3 separate regions of the Mus musculus genome follow, and regions 1 and 3 are each linked to region 2. The links are chromatin loops, found by intact Hi-C in ENCODE. Cell type or tissue: left cerebral cortex. All regions are shown on one strand. Links, peaks and the distances in the headings refer to the core of each region. The heading gives the core; the rest is flanking DNA.

Region 1 (6,964 bases), core at 765-5,764, 320 kb after region 2:
ATTTTCCTTCGGATTCTGAAGATATGTATCTCATTTTCTTTTTTCTTTCTTTTTTTGGGGGGTGGTGGTGGTGGTCTAGAAAGGCTTAGAATTATTTTGTCCTCAGATTGTAAATGTTCAACATATCTGTCCAGTATAAAATCTCTATTCATACATCAACCCTGGCTCAGGGTACTGGGGCACCGTGAGGGTCAGCTCTGTGCTCTTTGGGGCGTGTTCTTGTGAAGTAAGAAAGACACTTCCCTGTCTCCTCCTCTTCCCACCGCCTCCTTGTGTGTAGTTTAGAAGTCTTCAGCTCAGGCCCCTGACTGCTCATCTCTTCAGAAGTATTTATGCTTCGGCTCAGCCCATTTCCCGAGGCCTTTAGTCATGATTCAGGTTCTAACTGTCCCAGTCTCCACTGTGAGTCTTGAACCACCCAGGACTCTGTTCTGTGCACAGACGGCATTATTACACCTGTTCTGAATTCTGACTCTGGTCGAATGAACTCCTGGTCCTTGTGTCCACTTCTCTTGCTTTGGAGCCAGCTGCCTGTCATCCACTGTGGTTGATAGCCAAGACCAAGCCATTTTTAAAAACCCTCCCCCACCTCGGTTAAATTGTGGTAATTTATTTCCTTTAACTACCATAATTAGTACTCCAAAACTAAAGTAACTTGCCTGCGTGATTCCCATCCCCACCCCTGCAGAGCAGACAATGGCCAGAAGAGATGGGAATCTATTTTAAAATAGAACATTAGTAATTCTCTGAGATTCCATGCAATGTATTTTGATCACATTCGCCCTCCCCCTGAGGCACTTATCAATCATCTACCGTTCTTTACCTCACCAGTCACCCCAGCACTGGCCTATTGCAGGCCAGAAAAGTCTACAACCTTCTTCCCCACTCGCTTCAGCCCTGTAAATGCATGGCAGGCTCTGAGGCTTACAGGCATCCCCCCCCTCTACAGAGAGGTCCCGAAGAAAAGCCTCCTGCTATCTTAAGTCCCTTGCTTGGTTTGAATGTGTTTTGCTGAAATGTGCTTGCTGCTGGCAACATCCCTAGCAGGAGGAAAAGGAGGGTCTAGAGAATTTAAACCTGCTAGGAAAGCAGGGACAGGACCCTGTATGAGGGGCGGTTTCCTGCTCCTGGGAGCTTTCCCACTCCAGGACCTTAAATGGGTGACAGATTACTACATACTGCAGGAAGAAAAGTGCATGGATGTCGGGGCAGGGTAGGGGGAGAGTCCACCCACGGGAGGATTTCCATGTGGGACCAAAGGGCAGGGGTGAGTCCTGCAAGGGAAGGGCCTCTCACTCCCCAGTGGCATGGTTTGTCTCCTCTCAGGAACTGGGGCTACTCTGCTCTCCTTTCTCCTTCCTGTATCTGTGGTCCCTCCCTTGGCCTTGGCCTTGGCTCCTACTTCTCTGCTCCCACTGGCGACCTGCACCTTCCCTCACCGTAAGCTGCTTGCAGGTCCCTCAGTTCCTTTCTTGGCACCTGCCGCTGTTGCTCCATTTCTGTTTTGGTTCTTCCCTTCCTGGGATGTCTAATCCCTTTTTCCCATAGGATGAACTCAGTGGTGCCTAGATGACCACATCTCACTCCCAGAATCCATGCATGAAGGCAGGCATGTACGCATGTACTCGCATGCACGCACGCACGCACGCACGCACGCACACAGCATGAATTACTCAGGCTTAAGTGTACTTATGGTTTTATGGTTCACACCACAGTGTCATTTTGCCCCTGCTGTCTCCATTTGCAGACCAGCAAGCATCCCACCAACAATACCTCAGACTCTGCTTAAACTGTCATTGTCCCTGGATGTCACTGCCTGCTTCACCCACACCTTCTTCCTACCCCCACAAAACAGACCTTGTGCTGGGTGTTGTGTTCAGAGCAGGTGGATCTCTGAGGTCAAGCCCAGCCTGGTCTACAGAGTGAATCCCAGGACATCAGGGTTACATAGTGAAAGCTTGTTTGAAAAACAAAAACAACAAACAGCAGAAAAAATTAAACAGACACAGCACACTTGTGTTCTCTGCTCGGCTGTGTGTGTGCTTGGTGGTGGGAAAGTGCAGCTTAGTCTGTCAGTGTGGGTCTTAGCTTTTATTGTAAAATCACCACCCCCTGCAAGACCATGTGTTGAAGGTAATATGGGGGGGCCTGTAGGGCATGGGGCCTAGGGGAAGGAAGTTAGGTCATTGGGAGGGATACTCAAAGGGACCCTCATCCCTCCTCTACACTTGTCGTTTCACACCTCAGGCACAGAGTGAACACTGGCTCCACTGAGTGACCCCACCATAATACTCTTCTTCATCCCAGGCTCAACAGCAAAAGGACCAACAGACTGTGGGCTGAAAGCTTTGGTCTTAGTCCCTAATAAACCAAAAATAAACCTTTCCTCTTTTTATCTTAACCTTGCTTCATAGTCACTTGGGGAAATTTATGATATCGCAGCACACAGCATAGGCTCAGGAAGCATTGGGGTCTTCTGTCCTCTTCCCTAGACTCTCTTCTCCTTGCATAAGAGTCCTGTGGAGTTAGGACTCCGGAGTCCTGTGGAGTTAGGACTGTAAGTTGTCATAAGGCTGGGACTTGGGAGGATGATCGCTGGCAGGGCAGGGCAGGGCCTGGGTCAGTGGGGTCGGAAAGCAGAGGCTCCAGGCTGGAGATGGGGCCTGTGTAGGGAAGAACTGCACTGGCTGAGCCTGGAGACTCACACATCCAATAATGCCAGGCCCTTCTCAGTGGGGGGAGCAGCTGATGTGAGTCATATCCCAGTGCTCAGACAACAGTGCCTGAGGTTCCAAGACCCAGCCCAGAAGGTGCCTAGGTCAGAGAGAAATGCTGGTGGCTGGGAACAACAGGCTGAGACTTCCCAGGGATGACTGCAGGCTTCAGGGAGGCACAAAGGGCTCCAAGGTTCTGGAGCCAGTCCTCTGGCGCCATCAAGTGGCCATCTTTACAAACTGTAGTTCCTCTGTCAGATTTGTTTCACTCAGTGGTTCTCAACCTTCCTAATGCTGCAACACTTTATTTAATACAGTTCCTTATGCTCTGGTGACCCCTCCCCACACCATACAATTATTTTGTTGCTACTTCATAACTGTAATTTTGATGTTATGAATCATAGTGTAAATATCTGATATGTCACCTGAAGTCACGACCCACAGGTTGAGAACCTCTAGAATTTGCCCAGTAGTGGAACTAATTAATAGATTCTTGGAGTTTGCATTAAGTCCACAAGTCCTCTGTGCAGGCAGGCGTTCATTAAGTGGCAAGTAGCTTGGTTGTTACTGACCTTCTGTGAAACCTAGTCTGTACATTCAAGCCAGCTGTAGCAGATCTAATCAAGGAGTTTTCAAACCGCAGAGACACTCACTGGGGAGGCTGTTCATATGTGGCTTCCATGTATTTTTATCCTGTAGAGTCGTTTTTAAAAGAAGGCACAACATTGGGCACAGAGAGAGAGAGTGGGTGCTTCCACTTCCCCTGCCAGTCCTCAGCCATGGGTGCTTGATAGCTACTTGTCTGATGAGCGACACTCAGGAATCTAACTGGCAGTTCTTCCTCGACTGCACCGACGAGGTAATGCCAGCCCTTGTGCTCCCTGGGTACAGAATCCCAGCAGATAAACGCAGCCACTGATGCCTGTGTTTTGGGGACAGCTTTCAGACTCCTGGGGCACCTCCAGAAGGATCCAGTGCGTAAAACTCTCACCATGTCTCTGCAAGGACAGACAAGAAGTTGGGGCCTTCTCATACCCAGTGGAGCCTCCCAGACAGGGAGCACCATTTGTTGGAAGGGTAGCAGAGCTTTGGGCTCTGAAGGAGCTTGCCTAAGAGTGTCCCTAACTGGTGAGGAGGGCCTCCTGGTCCTCCTGGATCACCACAGGATTGGTCAAATGCTGCTCTCAGCAACCCTAGTATAAATAGGAGGACTAGTGAAGACTGGATGCCAGGCTACTCCATGAAGGGCCCCAGAGACCACAAACTCCCTGAGCAGGAGGTAGGAGGGAGAAACCCAGAGAGCGCTGCAAACCTCAGCAGATATGGTGGCTAGTTTTATGTCACCTTGACACGCTAGAGTTAAGTAAAAGGAGGGAAACTCAATCCAGAAAATATCCACCTAAGATCTATCTGTAGGGCATTTTCTTAGTTAATGATCAGTGGGGGAGGGCAGCCCTTTGTGGGTGGTGCAATCTCTGGAATGGTGGTGGTCCTGGGTTCTGTAAGAAGGATGAGTGAGCTACAGGGAGCAAGCTATCCCTCCATGGCCTCTGTGTCAGCTCCTGCCTCCAGGTTCCTGCTCCGTTGTGTTCCTTCTGACTTCCTTCAGTGGTGGACTACGGATGTTGACGTGTGAGACAAATACACCCTTTCTTCTGCAACTTGCTTCAGTCACTGTTTCATCACAGTGATAGAAACCTGAAGACAAGTTAGTGCCAGGGGAATAGGGTGTGATGGCTTGTCAAGTTCCAGAGGGAAGCAAAGACTCCACGGGCCTTCTGTGTGCAGAATCTGTGGTGTCTGGTCGGCTGGGCTGAAGAATCGGCTGTGATTGACAAGAGACCAGACACGCTGAAGTGAAACCTTTGCTTGGCTGGGACAATGGATGCTGCTCAGCTGGAGATAAATTAGCCGTGACTAAGAAGAGACCAGCGTCACTGAGGTGGAATCTCCTGGGAAGTGTTTCCTGAGTCAGCACACAAGCTGTTCCAGAGGTGGCCCTGGTTGTACCTCATGTTAGCACCTGAACTTGGTCATGGGTAAGAGTCTGCCAAGAGCTACTGGTTTTGGAGGTGTGAAGGGGTCATGGAGAGCAACTGAAGCCTGGCACTTGAGAGGCCACTAGTGAAGGCACAGCTGGAGTAGCAGTGGAAGCTCCTGGTTTGAAAGGTCATGGGCAAAGTTGAGGCTTGGCACCATGAAGAGAGCCCGGAAGAGGCTACTGGTAAAAGCGCAGGCCAGTTGCAGCAGGAGACCCCAGCATTCTTGGATGTCAGGACCATGGGTGGACCGCCAAGAACAGCAGCAGCACTGAAGTGGACCCAGTTGGAGCCTATAAGACAAGCTGTGTGTGCTACAGAGGGTGGAGCTGGAAAAGTGACCCAAGCCTTAGAAGGGGTGTAGAAGACTGAGTCGTTGACACTGCATTTTTAAAGCTGGAGTTTTGTTTTGCTTTGTTCGCATTGTGACTATGTCCTGATTCTTCCCTCTTAAAAAATATACATATTCAACTTAAATTTCATTTTATGGGATTCCATAGTTGAGACTTTAGATTTAAAACAGACTTTGAATTTTTAAAAGTGTTTGAACTGGTAAGACTGCAGGGCTTTTAAGCTTGAAGATATTTTATACTGCAATGTCCATATTAATGTGTAACCTTGGGGATGAACAAGAAAGGACAGGTTGTAGCTTAACAGTGATCTGTGCATCAGGAGAGTAAAGGCTCTCTGGAGTAGGCACGGGTCAGGGCATTCCCAGATGCTGCCCTTCTTGTGCCAGAGTTCCACAATCAAGTGACAGAACTGCCATGTGTTTGCAGTAAGACACTGGCAGAGCACCTGACCAGTCCAAGGGACAAAAATGGGGCAGGACTATGGAAAGCCACATATGGTGAAATCCAGAGGAGCCCAGGGCAGGCAGTGGCTCCTGGGCCATCCTTCTCTGGTCTGGTTGGAGACCTCCCTACCTAGCCTGGGTGATGGAGCTGGGTGCTTAAGAGTAAAGGGTGGGAAATGGAATCCCTGGCCAGCTCTAAAGCCAGGGCTCTCTTCTTGTCCTTCTCTCTCCTTAAGCCAGTCCCCAGGAAGTCCGAAGATCCTCTGCCGTAGGTACCAAAAGGCAGCGTGAAGGCTCAGCGTGAACACCCAGAAACAAATTGGGTGCTGGCTTTCAATGTTTTTAGACAGGGTTTTGCAATGTAACTGGTCTAGACTGACTACATAGCTCAGGCTGGTCTTGAGCTCACAGTAATACTCCTGCATCAACCTAAATGCTGGGAAACAGGTGTGCGTCACTGTGCCCATCTCAAGCCAGGGTTTTGAGAATGCAACTGACCTTCAAGGGCACTGTTTTTCAAATTATTAAGAGGACAGTTGTGAGGTGGCTGGTCTGGTGATACCACCCAGAAGTTCCGCTCACAGGGAACAAATGCTACAGTTGTAACAGCAATTTCTAGGTCTTTTGGAAACTTGGCCTTGGGAGAAGAGTAGGGACGAGGCCCTGTGCCTACCTGCAGGGTGAGGAGAGAATGCAGTGTTAGAGAAGGTGCTAGCAGGCAGCAGTGCCTCCCTCAGATGAATGGGACCAAAAGAAACCACCAGGCTGCCAGCAATGCCACCATCCAGGCCATCTTGCCTTTGCCCCCATATGGTACCATGCGAGGTACATGAGGTACACATGGGTGAGCTATGCCCACCTCTGTCCTGTTCATCAGTGTGTGGGACTCCCGTATGCTTATATCACAAGCAGATGGCACACTAGAGGATCCTGGGGCAGGTTCTAGAGAAGGCCACAGCACAGGCTATGTGTGAGTAGCATTTATTTTTCATATTGGCAACAAATATTCACACCTGCTGACTCCTTTCTGGGCTGTTAATGGGATCTAAGAACACCAGAGCAAGAGACCGTAGGGAGGGTCTCGGTGGCCTCCAAAAGAGCCTGGTGGCCATGGAAATCCAGAAAGACTAAGTATGTAAGCTGGACAAGATTCTACAGTAGAGGTACCTACATGCCTGCCAGGGGAACCGTTGTCATCTGTCTGTCCCTGGCACCCCTCGTCTTGCAGATCCTGGATCAGGGTACTTCCATGTCTCAGAGAACCCCTATTGCACACAGTGAGAGGCAGTGGCATGGGGCATCTGCCTGAGGTCAGACCAACTTATCTGAGAACACGCATCTTTCTTCTAGCCCCGTCCCAACTATCAGGTTAAGGCCTTGCTGGGCTAGGGGAAGAAGGGAAGTGTGTCAGACGT
Region 2 (6,964 bases), core at 1,241-6,240:
AGGGCTGGGGGCTCCTCTTTACAACTCTCAACCTGTCACTTCCAGGGCAAGGGGCTAAACAGGATGTGGCAGTGGTTAGCAGGTGGGCTGTAGGCCCTCCTGGGATCCAACTGGGAGCCAGTGTGACAGTTCTGTTCCTTCCCTACAGCGTTTCTTCCTGAGCAGCGCCCGCCAGGCCTGCCTAGCACAGAGCGGCTCGGTGCCTCTTGCCATGCAGTGGCTCTGCCACCCTGTAGGTCACCGTTTCTTTGTGGACGGGGACTGGGCCGTGCACGGTGCCCCCCCGGAGAGCCTGTACAGCGTGGCTGGGAACCCAGGTGCTTTCTCGTTCTGTTCTTACCCCTGCCTCATCCCTGTCCCTATGTCACATTGCACTGTCCCCTCTTCTCTGAATGCCCTCACTTACCAGCTTATATTGCCCTGTGGGGTTGGGGCTGTGAGGTGGCTATGAGGTGGCTTTTGCTGGATTTTGCCAAGGTTCTTTAGAAGCAGGAAGCAGTATGGGTCAGCAGACAATGGGGGACATGAGAGGTGACTCTAGGGGACACCATTGTTGTCTTAGGAAGAGTCCTGAGCAGAGTCAGGGCCATGGGTATGTGACTAAATAGGCTCTCCTTTCCAGTGTGTAGCTTGTGCACAGCCTACCCCTTCTTCCCCATCAAGCTTATGAGGGCAGGGACCCATCACTGTCTGTCTGTTAGGGTTTGGAACTAGGAAGTAGCTCTGGGTTGGGGCCCCAGCTTATTAAGGCATTGGTGTGGGAGGGGACTGTAGAGAGGAGGGTGCCTAACCTCTGTTCTGCTCACCCTTCTCACAGTGGATCCGCTGGCCCAGGTGACCCGGCTATTCCGTGAACATCTCCTAGAGCGAGCGTTGAACTGTATTGCTCAGCCCAGCCCAGGGGCAGCTGACGGAGACAGGTGAGTTTGTCTGTGTCACTCCCAGGCAAGACCTACAACAAGGGCATCTGGGAAAGCCTTGTCCAACCTCTTGAGTAGCCAGACTCTGTTCTCAGAGCCTCTCTGGGTCTTGCTTTCCCCTATCAGCCAGACAGGTGGTATTTTTGTAGAATCCTAGGGTCAGACTATGCTTGGTTGGACGGTTGGTGAGAGCCATTTTCACCCAGAACCCGAGACTGCTGCTATGTGTCCTGACAGCTCTCTCCTGCCTCAGGGAGTTCTCAGATGCCCTTGGATATCTGCAGTTGCTAAATAGCTGTTCTGATGCTGCCGGGGCTCCTGCTTGCAGTTTCTCTGTCAGCTCCAGCATGGCTGCCACCACTGGTGAGCTCCAGACCCCCGTCCTGACTCCTGCCAGACCCAGATACAGTGTGGCTGAAAGTCAAGCACCTTTCCCTCTTCTGTAGGCCCAGACCCAGTGGCCAAGTGGTGGGCCTCACTGACAGCTGTGGTGATCCACTGGCTGAGGCGGGATGAAGAGGCAGCTGAGCGCTTGTACCCACTGGTAGAGCATATCCCCCAGGTGCTGCAGGACACTGAGTGAGTCCCCAGCCAGGTCCCTCCCGCCCAGTCAGCCCCGCAGTACTTTGCTTAAATATCTGTACAGGAGGACAGTGCTGTCCTCCCAGGAGTCTAGAACCGTGGCGGGAGATCTCAGGGAGGGCTGTAGTTTGGTCTAACTTCCTATGTCTGCCATGGCCCCAACAGGAGACCCCTGCCCAGGGCAGCTCTGTACTCCTTCAAGGCTGCCCGGGCTCTGCTGGACCACAGAAAGGTGGAATCTAGCCCAGCCAGCCTGGCCATCTGTGAGAAGGCCAGTGGGTACCTGCGGGACAGCTTAGCCTCTACACCAACTGGCAGTTCCATTGACAAGGTGAGGGGTAGGGTGGGTTCCTGTCTAGGCCAGGGTCACAGCTGTCCATTTCCAGGTTCTTGGTGTTAGTACAGAATAATGCTAAATGGATTTACCTCAGTTTTAACGACGGCTTAAGTCTTGGGGAGAGGGGGCTTTACTGTTTCGCCACCACCAGGAAGGAGGGTGTGGGGAGCAGACTGGCAGGGTTCCTGTTGGGAGCCATTGTTGGGAAGACTGCGGGCTTGTAGCAGGAGGCGGTGCATGTGTTGAGGCAGATGCAGTGCTTCAGTGATGCAACCTGGAGTCAGGCCCCAGTGCTGTGGACTTCCTGCCCTTACTGACGCTGCCTTGAGACAGGGTGGCCCTCAGCTAGGGAAAGCTTGATGTCCATAGGGAAACTCCTCCCTCTGCCCTGCCTGCTATCCCAGGCCATGCAGCTGCTCCTGTGTGATCTACTTCTTGTGGCCCGTACCAGTCTGTGGCAGCGGCAGCAGTCACCAGCTTCAGTCCAGGTAGCTCACGGTACCAGCAATGGACCCCAGGCCTCTGCTCTGGAGCTGCGTGGTTTCCAACATGACCTGAGCAGCCTGCGGCGGTTGGCACAGAGCTTCCGGCCTGCTATGAGGAGGGTGAGTCCCACTGTTCTCACACTGAGGGGCATGAGGTAGGAAGCCGGGAGTGGGGGGACAGTAAATCTGAAACGGGTGACTACTCCTTGCCTCTCAGGTATTCCTACATGAGGCCACAGCTCGGCTGATGGCAGGAGCAAGTCCTGCCCGGACACACCAGCTCCTGGATCGCAGTCTGAGGAGGAGGGCAGGTTCCAGTGGCAAAGGAGGTGAGGAGGTGGCTGTGCTTACAGGGCTGGTGAGGGTCAGGGGCCGTCTTGGTCTAGTGAGACATACTGAGAGCTGACTTACAGAAATCAGCGGGGATGACAGTTTTTGAGGCAGTCATAGGAAAGAAGCTGAGCCCCCCTGTGTGCCCAGCCCAAGTGGAGAAAGCAGCCAGACTGGGAGTTCCACGTGGAAGAGCTCAGCTACTTTGTCCTGCACATGGGGTGTGGGCTCGGCCAGACCTAAGCCTCCCTCCCTTTGATGTGATCTGTGCAGGCACTACAGCTGAGCTGGAGCCACGGCCCACATGGCGGGAGCACACCGAGGCCCTGCTGTTGGCATCCTGCTATCTGCCCCCTGCCTTCCTGTCGGCTCCTGGGCAGCGAATGAGCATGCTGGCCGAGGCGGCACGCACCGTAGAGAAGCTTGGCGATCACCGGCTACTGCTGGACTGCCAGCAGATGCTCCTGCGCCTGGGCGGCGGAACCACCGTCACTTCCAGCTAGACCCCAAAGCTTTCCCTTGAGGACCTTTGTCATTGGCTGTGGTCTTCCAGAGGGTGAGCCTGACAAGCAATCAGGACCATGCCGACCTCTAGTGGCAGATCTGGAAATTGCAGAGGCTGCACTGGCCCGATGGCACCCTCTTGCTCTGTAGGCACCTTAGTGGCTTTTCCCTAGCTGAGGCTCACCCTGGGAGACCTGTACATAGTGTAGATCCGGCTGGGCCTGGCTCCAGGGCAGGCCCATGTACTACTTTGACTTTTGCAAACTTTATTTTCATAGGTTGAGAAATTTTGTACAGAATATTAAAAAATGAAATTATTTATAACTTCAGTTTTGTTTATCTGGGTAGGCAGATGTCTGCCTCAGCTGATTGCTATCTTTCCTGGCTTGTCCTTTGGGAAGCCGGACTTCCCATCTGTTGTAAGGTGTATTTGCTGGCTTGGTGATGCTATGTTGAGCCACCTTGGCCCTCTGATCTCATGGCTCATAACCCTTGAGGGGCCTTGATGGTCTCAGTTGTTCCTTTGCCTTCCAGCCCTCCACCAGGTAATAACCCCGTATATCCAGAAACACACACAGTTCCCTAGTCATCTCTGTGCACCAGCATAGGCGAAGGATCAGGGCCCATTAGTGAGTAGACTGGGAACCCTGTTTGTGTCCCCCGGCCCCTTCCCTCTACTCCCAACCCCTTAGGGAATCTGGTCGGCATCCACAGGCCGCACACTTCCAAAACAATCGTGGTATCTTTATTGACTTTTTTTTTTCTGAATGCAATGACTGTTTTTTTTTTTTTTAACTCTTAAGGAAAATAAACATCTTTTAGAAACAGCTCGATACACACAATCTTCAGTGTGAAGCAATATACTAATAAGAACACTAGTTGTCTTAACATTTACAGTCTTCATATATATTATATATATGTATATGTATACATATATATACACTATATAACGAGGCCAGATATAATACACACGTTTACCATTTTACAGTCATATGTACAGAACGTTGCAGGGAGAAGGGGCTGCATCAGGCCTATTAAAGCGTGGACAGAGCTGAGGACACAAACGGACAGGTGGGGGCTGGCCGTGGTGGTGGTGATGGTGGTAGTTGCTCGGGGAAGGGGCATCACTTTGGCCCCGACCCCAGCCAAGGCCAGGTTAGGGCTCTGTGCTGTGGAGCACACGACGCACAGCAGCGACACACAGAAGCGAGCATGTTCCCAACATATATACATTCTATGTAACATATATATAGAGGGGTACACAGGTTTGTACACGAATCTAGCACTGTCTCCGCCTATGAGCCGAGTGAGCTGAGTGGCAGTCCCTGAATCCCATGTTGGTGTTTTGTCTGGGACAGCTGCACATCTGCTAGAGGGTAGCCAGGCCCAGTCTCCTCAGGCTTCCAGACGGGGCTCCAACAGTGGGGTGGAAGACTGGAAAGGGGACAAACAGAAGCCATAGGGCGCCACCCCAGGCCAGCCCGCATCAAGGATAGACTGGCCTGAGCCCAGGCTGCCACGATCTTGGGCAGATCCATGCCAAGTGCTGAGCCATGTCCCCCGCCGCTGGGCCTCTAAGAAAGGCTTGGGTCTGCCCCACGTCGTCCACTGAGCCAGCAGCCTAGCCTCTTCCCAGGGGCACAGCTTGCATGCCACGTCTTTTTCAGAACTTGCAGGGGACTTGCCCCCCGCCTGAGACATTGTGCCCTGGGTCTGGCCACTCCCTGGCCTGCCTTCGCCAAGCCTGGCCCCGGTTTTCTTCGCAACCTAGGCCTCACGCCAGCGCCCAAGGCAGCCGGAACCTAGACCCTGGATGGGATCAAGGACCGGCTGTGGGCGCAGCTCTTCTTCCTCGGAGTTTCGGCCACACGGGGATTACAACGGCAGCCTCTGTGGGAGGGACAGCCCGTTACTGTTATCACCAGCCGCTGCCACCCCTGTCCTTCCACAAGAACTGTGCAATCACCCTAGACTGGCAAAGTAACTTTAGGACCCAGCCTGCACCCCTCCCTACTCTCTGGCAGGGCAGGGAGAAACTGGGTTAGGTAGGGAATGCTTTCTCTGGGGAGCCTGCTCACCTACCTTATGTTTGGGGCACTTCAAAGTAAAATTCTCCTCAATGAACGTGCAACCTGTGAGCAAAGAAAAGTTTCTGTGGTGATGCAGAGCCGGCTGGCTGCCAGTGTTAGTTCTGATGCCCTGGTCTTGCTCAGAACCCTCATTAGTCCAAATCCCCCCAGAGGTGCAGCCCCTCTGCCTCTACCCTGCTATGTCCCTTCCTGGCCTCCACTCCTAGACACCCCCCCTGCCCCACCCCCACCCTGGCCACCACTACCTGGCCATCTCCCTCCTACCCAGGTCTCCCCAAAGGAGAAGGAACACTCATTCTCAGACATGCCCACTCCTGACCCAACCTCCTGCACAGTGGCCAGGAGAGGTCCATGCTCAGAAAGCACCCCATGATTGCTTGGGTGACTGACAACTGCAGAGTGGAGTCTCAGGTCTTGACTGAAATGTCAGCTACAGAATCTCAGCCTCTATATTGTAGATCAATCACAATGTCACCTACTGTGTGCTCTCATGATCCTTCTTCACGTTCAGAGGAAATGTTCCACACGGAAGGGCTTATTCTTAAGAGACAGCAGTAGGAGGTTACAAGGTCCAGGTCTAGATGAATCCCCCAGATGTCCACAAAGGATGGCTAAGCAAGCCAGTTGTTATTCCTACCCAGGGCAGTGTGCTGCTATCATGAGTCCTTGCCAGCTGCCATAAGAAAACCTAGCCATTGTCCTCTGGTGTCCGCTCTACCTACAGGCCTCCTGGGTCCATCATTGCTCCCTTCTCGGCTACTGATCGGGGCTCACCTTCCCAGACATCGCCTCCCATCTCACACTAGGGATGGTGCAGAACTTCCTGTTTCCTTCCCTCTTCTCCACCCAGAGGGGAGGGAGGTGGATGTCACTTGAGAAAGCTGCAGGAGAGGTTGTCTTCTAGGGCCAACTGCTGGGGGTGGGTGCACGCAGGCACACACGTTTGGGACTGCACCTACACTGGACCAAGGTTTAGCTATAACCTACGGGTGCTTGCTAACAGTGGGGCCTTGCTACTTCCCAGTCAGCTCAGCTGAGAGCAGGAACTGGGGTGGGGGTAGCTTTGGGACTGAATACAGATGTTTAAACTGGATCCTGTGCTATAGCTGCTATGCTCTTGTGAGAGGCAAAAGGGGGTTTCCAGTCCTTTCTAGCAACCTAGGAGTCTGAGGACACCTAGGAGTGGCTGGCCCATGTGGTATATTATTCCTGTACTCCTAGCCACGTGGCCAGGCACTCTGACCTTGTCATTTGCCATGACTGCTGTTTCCCAGGGCTCCACCTCCCTGATAGCTATTCAGAGTCCCCCATCAAGCCCCAATGCTGAGGTCAGGAGCCCAATGGCAGAGACTGCCTCCTACCGTGCCCTACCCTCGGCTACCTGGCTCTGTAGTCCCCACCCACCCTCCAAACCGGAGCTTTATGTGACCCACCTTTGGCCAACAAAAAACAAGCTACAAGCCTTGTTCCTTGTTAGGGCCCCGCTACTATCAGGGGATGTGCTAGGCCAACCACCTGAAGCAGACAGCACTGGCCCAGAAGGTACTAAGAAGCCACCAAACTGGGTATGGAAGGGTCAGGAGCTTAACCCAGCTATAAATGCCCAATCTTCCCATGCTAGCCCTGCCCAGATCAACATTGTAAAGTGAGGAAACCAGGCGCCCCATGCCTGCTCTCCCATTGTAAGGCCTGTGAATTCTGTCCTGCAGTCTCTAG
Region 3 (6,964 bases), core at 582-5,581, 210 kb before region 2:
TCAGCTGCTTGGGAGCCTGAGATAGGATCACTTGAGGTCATGGGGTATGGGGAGGAGGAGAACGGGCTTGACTTACAGATAGCTCTCTGTGCCCCATTCATTCATACATTCCTATTTTCTTTCACCTTTGACTACCTACTATGTGCTAAATAATGCTAAGAGCCAACTGGTAAGTCTGTAATACAGAAGAAAAGATGGCAGATCAAGCACCTCCACAATGGAAAACAAAAAGCATCCATGCGCTTAAATTGACCCTTTGCCTATTTAGTGAACTCCTGAATGTGTTCCTTTGTTTATGCCGTGCCTCCCTAGGGTATGCTTTGCTCTTTTTGTCCTCCCCAGGTGGGAGATATTTTTGTGTATCTTTGAAGTATGTAAATTATTAAGTCCTTCTTCTTTAAGAATCCACTTGTCAATGTTAGGAACAGCTACACCATAGAAACTTGTCAGGAGAGGAGAGGCTTTTGAAGGAAGGGCTCGCTGTGGGGTTGGAGGAGGAGGTCCTGCAGTGCAGAGACCTTTGTGAGGCCATTGCCACCCTCCTGCTGTTTTCTGCCCAGAGGAGGATGTAGTTTGGAGAAGCAGCATATGAGGTAAATTCCCAAAGAAATAAAAGCTTGAAGTCCTGTCCTGTTCCTACCATTTACAAATTGCCTCCTGTCCAAGGCAGCTTCTCCAAGTTTCTGCCACTTAAGAGACGTTACCTGCTTTGCCATTCTCATAGGAGTGTCAGGGACCAGACGGCTATCTGCTTTTGAAGTAGAGTTTTATTGGAACAAAGCCACATACTCATACATATTGTCTGCTTTCATTATATTGGCCAGAACAGCCTAGGGTATGGACCTCCACTCCAGATGAAAAGCAATTTGGAAAATAGTGCACTTATGTATTTGGCTGCAAGAATTTTTTATTATCATATATTTATTTGTGTATGCATGTATTTGGGCATCCATGTGCCACTGTACATGTGGCGATGAGAGGACAACCTCTGACAGTTGGTGCTCTCTTGCTACCTTTACATGGGCTTGGGAGATTAAACTTGGAATCAGACTTGCTTGTAAGCACCTTTACCCACGGAGCCATCTCTCTGACCCTGGCAGAATTTTAAATACCTTTATTAAGATATAATTTACTTAAGGGGCTAGAGAGATGGCCCAGAGATTAAGAACACTTGTTGCTTTTACAGAGGAATGGGTTCAGTTCCCAGCACCCATATAGTGACTCACAGCCATCTGTAACTCCAGTTCCATGGGATCAGATACCCTCTTCTGACCTTGACCTCTGTGGGTACAAAGCACATACATAGCACATGTACATACAGTCAGACAGAGCACTCACAGGTGAGATAAAATTTTAAAAATCTAATACATATAATTTACTTAGCATACAGTACATTCCCTAGTATATATTCACTAATTTGAATGACCATCACCGTCAGTTTAAGAACATTTTTATCATGGTAAAAAGTAGTCCGTAGGGGATAGAGTGCTGGCTCAGGCTTAAGAGCACTGGTTGCTCTTCCCGAGGACCTGGGTTTGGTTCCCAGCACCTACATGCAGCTCACAGCCATCCATAACTTCAGTCCCGGGGGATCAAATGCCTTCTGGCCTTGGGCACAAGGCGTGCACATCGTGGATAGACATACATGCAGGCAAAATTCCTAAACACATTAAAAAAAAAAAGGCAGCGAGTACCCTTTAGTACCATCCACCTGCCTGGCCATCTCCCCAGCCGTAGGCAACCATTACTTCCTTAAAGATTTCAGTTTTAGACATTGCATTGTGTGGAGCTTAGGACTAGCCTTTTCTACTTAGTAATTGAGTATTTATGTTCTCAAGGTCTGTCTGTGTTGTATCATACATATATCCATAGTCCAGTCTTTTTATTGCTGAATAGCTTGGTGTAGAAATACACATTTATGGACACGTGAGTTGTTTCTTACTCTTTGGTTGAGTAATGAATGATGATGAATGATGCTGATACAGCACTTTTTGTGTACAAGTTTTTGCATGGGTTTGGTTTTATCTTTCCTGGCTATATTTTCTAAGCTTAAAATTGCTGGATCAAATGGAAATTAGCTCATTAAGGAATAGTAAGATTAGTTTTTGTTTTTTGGGGGTTTTTTGGTGGCGAGGGGTGTCAAGATAGTTTTTCTGTATAGCCATAGCTGTCCTGGAACTAGCATTGTAGAGCAGGCTGACCTCACACTACAGAGATCCATCTGCCTCTGCTCTCAGTTGTTGAGATTAAATACCTGTGTCCCCACCTCCTAGCCCTTAAGGTTGTTTTTTGTTTTTTAAGGTGGATGCAATGTTTTAAATTTCTAGTACTAGTGCATGAAGTCTCAAATTTCTTTATACCCTCACTAAAACTTGTTATTGTCTGACTTTTTTATTATAGTCACCTCAAAGGGTGTGATGTAGTATTTCAGTGTGGATTATTAATTACATTAATTATTGAGATGGTCTTTCTGTGTATCCCTGGATGGCTTTGATCTCCATGTAGACCAAGTTGGTCTCAAACTGCCTACCTCTGCTTCCTCAGTGCTGTGGTTAAGGGCACACACCACCATACCTGGCCTGAGTTGGAGGCTTTCTTTATATGTTTATGTTAAACGAATTTTGATGTCTGAAAACCACCACTTAGAGATGTCATAGGATTATAAAAGGTTAACTATTTTGAATTTAGCTTTAAGGTCCAAGACCCACCAGATGGCGCTGTTTTAAAAGATAACGGTATCATGATTGTATGGTTGACACAGATTTTTATTGTAGTCTGGGAATTGTAGTCCTGTGCCTTTAGGTTCTTAAAAGTGGGGGGTAGGGGGCAGCTCCTAAACTGTGAGTGGTAGAATAACCATACATTAGACAAGAGGGATTTAAGAAGGAAGTGACACTGAAAACCACTTGTTTCTGTATATGGACTTAAGCAACGTCTCAGGGAAGAAAACTAGAGGTTATTAATTTCTCATTCTTCTTATGACTAGCTTTTCAAAGTTGTTCTCTCCTGTCTTTGTTTTGTTTTTTGTTTTTGTTTTCTTATGGCTGCCTCTTTGTTTTTCATTGTTTGTATATGTGTCTGGATATATGTGCCACACATGCATGTGGAGGACAGAGACCATCTTTATGTGGTCATCTCTCCTTTCAAACTTGTGTGGGATCTGGGGATTGAATTTAGGTCATTGGGCTTGCATGATAAGCACATTTACCTGCTGAGCCATCTTGCTGACCCTCTCCGTGTGTTTTGAGACAGGGCTGCTGAATTGGCTAGGCTAAATGGCCAGCAAGCTGCAGGGATCCTCTTGTTTGTTCCCACTTCTTCAACACTGGTATTGAAAGCTACATGACTATTCTCTGGCTTTTTATATAGGTACAGGGCATTCAACTAGATCATCATACTTGTGAAGCAAGTACTTCATCAACTGAGCCTCATGTAAGCCATTCTAATCCTGAAAATTCTTTTCTTTTTTTTTTTTTTTTAAAGATTTATTTATTTATTATGTCTAAGTACACTGTAGCTGTCTTCAGACACACCAGAGAGGCCGTCAGATCTCATTACAGATGGTTGTGAGCCACCATGTGGTTGCTGGGATTTGAACTCAGAACCTCTGGAAGAGCAGTCAGTGCTCTTAACCACTGAGCCATCTCTCCAGCCCCCACATATGAACTCTTAACTGCTTGCTCAGAGGTCCTTTTGCAACTCAAGATGGGATAAGGATTCCTCAGTCTGGATTCCCACCATCCACATGTTCTTGCTGTCATTGAAGTCACTTATTCATTTTGCTCTCACTAGACAGAACCTCTGGAGAGCACATCTCATCCCCAAGGCTGGTCCTTGAATGTAAGGACCAGTAGGAAGACTGGTGTTTGCCCTGTGTCAAAACTTCAGACTGAAAAGCCCTGTCTAAAGCCTTTGAATATGAAGCCATTATCTCTTGGGTTCTTTTGCCTTTCTACTGTCTTGTTTTCTGTGTGTCTTTATTTCCTCTCTAATCACCTTACTATCCATACTTTTAAATTCTTATTCAGATATAGAGGTAGCCCTGGCTAGCAGAGCATGCTAGAAGATGAGGGTTATAGGAAACTTAGCTGTCCTGGCAGCTTTGGGAGAGTCGGTCCTTCACAGTCAGTTTCTGTCCTTTCTGTGTCCCATTTCTTTCACCCATTTCTCAAGCCTGTGTCAAGAATTGTTCTCACTGACTTCTGCCTGGCCAGACTTTTGCATGTTACCCAGTAGAGGCACCAGAATGCACAGTGGATGTAGTATACAACTTCAATCACAGATAGGAAAGGAGGCTGTGGCCAGCCCACCAGGTAGCAGATAAAGTAGGGAAATTTAACGGTGGCAGAAACTTACCTATTTTGTTGTAGAATGTGTGCAATAGTAGAATGGTGTTATAGTTTCAGATGATATGGTCAATTGTATCATTATCTCAGTGGCCAGAGCTGATAATTCTTATAATTATTCTTTTATAATTTTGTACATATATATTGTCTAAGTCAGTGTTCTATTGCTGTAAAGAGACATCATGACCAAAGCAGCTCTTATAAGAGAAGGTATTTAATGGAAGCTTGTTTATAGTTTTAAAGGGTTAGACCATATCGTCATGGTAGAAAACATGGTGGCAGGCATGGTGCTGAAGAAGTAGCTGAGAGCTACATCTTGATCCACAGGCAGCAGGCAGAGAGAGAGACAGAGCCTGGCATAAGCTTTTGAAACCTCAAAGCCCATCTCCGGGTCACACCTCTTTCACCAAGGCCTCACTTCCTAATCGTTCCCAACAATGCACCAATGAGATCCACCAAGCATGCAAATATATGAGCCTTTAGTGTCCAATCTTTGATGATAATATAATATTCTTCTCCATTATCCTTTCATTCCCTCCCCCCTTGCACCCCCTTTTTCCAACTAGTCCTCTTATTTCCATGCCTCTTTTGGAGGTCTGATAACTTTATAAAAAATTTAAAGTACATGAAGACAAGGATTTTTCTATCTTATTCATTATCAAACCCTCCCCAGGACCCTCCCCCTGCCTTGCACACATATGAAGTTTCTATAAGTTCCTGTAATTCTAACAAAGACATATAAAACAGATTATCCCCCTTGAAGGAAATATTTGGAGTTCCTCTTGAATATACAAGCAAGCTGGTTAATTAAATACATGAGTTAGAGAAGATGGGAGATGTTTTTGTTAGCTTTATTTTCTGTGTGAATGTAAATGTGTGATGTACAGGCTTGGAGACTAGGAGAGCCATAACCATCAAGTCCCGTTCTCCCCTTGTCCCTGCAGAGTCTTTCCCTAGCTTTAATCGGAAGCTGTTGAGGATACTGCAGACTAGGGCAGACCTTGAATGGCAATATGAAAATCAAGCCAATCAGTCAGCATTAGCAATGATGATACAAGTGGTGTTGTCTCTGGAGCCCTTTTGATGCTACTTTAAATTGTCTCTGAAAAATCTGTCTTACAGAAAGGAAGAGGTTTTATCAGAATGTCAGCATCTCACAGGGTGAAGGTAAGTGTCTGAGAAATCTGATGGCCTTTTTGTGAATTGTTGGGGCAAACTTTTGTCTCCAGCCAGATGACGGTAGCACTTATGTCAGTGTTGTCTTTGTGTGCACCAAGTTTGTTGCTAAAGGACAGGAATGGTCACTCAAATCCACATTCCCTGAGAACTTTCATTTGATCTTTTAAGGTGGCTTTGAGATAAACCTGGACCACAGAAAGCTGAAAACTCCCCAAGCCAAGCTTTTTACTGTCCCCAGCGAAGCCCTGGCCATCGCAGTGGCCACTGAATGGGACTCTCAGCAGGATACCATCAAGTTCTACACCATGCACCTGGTAACAAACTTGTAGCAAGCAGACTTTTATCATACAGACTTTGACCTGATGCTCCCCAAGCCTTCCTGGCAAAAACTTATAGTTCTTTCCATATTATGACAAGGCTCTGGGGTAGGCAAAGCTCCTGTCTGCCTATCTGCAACCACACTTAAACCATCTGTCACTGAACAGGTCAAGGGCTCTCCATGTCTGGCCTGGCTACTTGGTAGTCTGCTCTACTTGGAACACTAAACTGAGTTGTGTGACTGTTTTTCCCCTGGTTTCTGGACAGAAGTCACCATTAATGACTCCCAGTGCTCCCCCTACCCCCATTCTGTTTTATTCTTGTTGCTTGGTTGGTTTTGGGTTTTTGAGACACGGGTTCATATCTCAGGCAGGCCTCCAACTTGATTTGTAGCTACAAATGACCTTGAACTTCTGCCTTTACTGCCTGAGTGCTGAGGTGATGGGTGTGTGTCTCCATGTCCTGTTTATGCAGTGCTGGGGGTTGAGCCCAGGGTTTGTGCACACTAGGCAAATAATCCACATCTCAGCCATGTCTCTCATCTTTTTTTTTTTTTTTTTTTTTTGAAACAGTTTTGTTTTGTTTATATAGTTCTGGCTATCTTGGAATTTGCTCTGTAGACTAGTCTGATCTCGAACTCACAGAAATCTGCCTGCTCTGCCTCCCAAGTGCTGGGATTAAAGGTGTCTGCTGCCTCACCTGAGCCCAGCCTTTATTTTTCATTATAGCAGTTCGTCATTTGTTTCATCACTGCTTAGTCTATAGTGGCCTGTTTTCTTTTCTTTTCTTTTTTTCTAAAGATTTATTTATTTATTATATGTAAGTACACTGTAGCTGTTTCCAGACAGACATGCTAGAAGAGGGCATCAGATCTCATTACAGATAGTTGTGAGCTACCATGTGGTTGCTGGGATTTTGAACTCAAGACCTTTGGAAGAGCAGTCAGTGCTCTTAACTGCTGAGCCATCTCTGCAGCCCCGTGGCCTGTTTTCTATTTACATGTTTATTTCCTGTGACTTTCATAGCTTGGTTAGTGACAGAGGAGCAGTGGCCATGGATTTTACTCAGTAGTTCCAGTTGGAAGTATATGTGGAGCTCAGTGAACATTGGTCCACGGCCAT

What was found. Hi-C counts contacts between places; a loop is a spot of excess contacts. Peaks named below come from ENCODE experiments on the same cell type or tissue, not always from the same donor. Only the 100,000 strongest peaks of a DNase experiment are listed, where the experiment ranks them.
Region 1: it touches region 2 in a loop (3-fold over the local background); 5 of 42 quality-filtered maps call a loop at or near these places.
Region 3: it touches region 2 in a loop (4-fold over the local background); 20 of 42 quality-filtered maps call a loop at or near these places.

The regions. Positions count from the first base shown.
Region 1 is chr11:59,876,084-59,883,047 of GRCm38, reverse strand. Nt5m (5',3'-nucleotidase, mitochondrial) reads right to left here. Exons shown (of 5, transcript NM_134029.2): 5 at 6,515-6,964. Among named protein-coding and RNA genes, the nearest start is that of Nt5m, 31 kb to the right of the region's middle. In left cerebral cortex, for the core only: a CTCF peak has its summit at 2,943 (motif pointing left); a DNase peak (open chromatin) is centred at 2,906.
Region 2 is chr11:60,196,115-60,203,078 of GRCm38, reverse strand. Rai1 (retinoic acid induced 1) reads right to left here. Exons shown (of 6, transcript NM_009021.2): 5 at 5,241-5,290; 6 at 3,884-5,048. The coding sequence ends at 5,034. It overlaps Srebf1 (sterol regulatory element binding transcription factor 1), which reads left to right. Exons shown (of 19, transcript NM_011480.4): 12 at 149-317; 13 at 818-920; 14 at 1,174-1,283; 15 at 1,367-1,499; 16 at 1,668-1,833; 17 at 2,244-2,444; 18 at 2,542-2,653; 19 at 2,928-3,995. The coding sequence ends at 3,157. Mir6921 (microRNA 6921) reads left to right here and starts at 2,462; the gene lies at 2,462-2,541. It overlaps Mir6922 (microRNA 6922), which reads left to right and starts at 752; the gene lies at 752-817. In left cerebral cortex, for the core only: a CTCF peak has its summit at 3,253 (motif pointing left); DNase peaks (open chromatin) are centred at 3,241 and 4,773; H3K27ac peaks cover 359 bases.
Region 3 is chr11:60,408,135-60,415,098 of GRCm38, reverse strand. It overlaps Atpaf2 (ATP synthase mitochondrial F1 complex assembly factor 2), which reads left to right. Exons shown (of 8, transcript NM_145427.3): 2 at 5,469-5,513; 3 at 5,694-5,839. Among named protein-coding and RNA genes, the nearest start is that of Atpaf2, 5.4 kb to the left of the region's middle. In left cerebral cortex, for the core only: a CTCF peak has its summit at 2,703 (motif pointing right); a DNase peak (open chromatin) is centred at 2,721.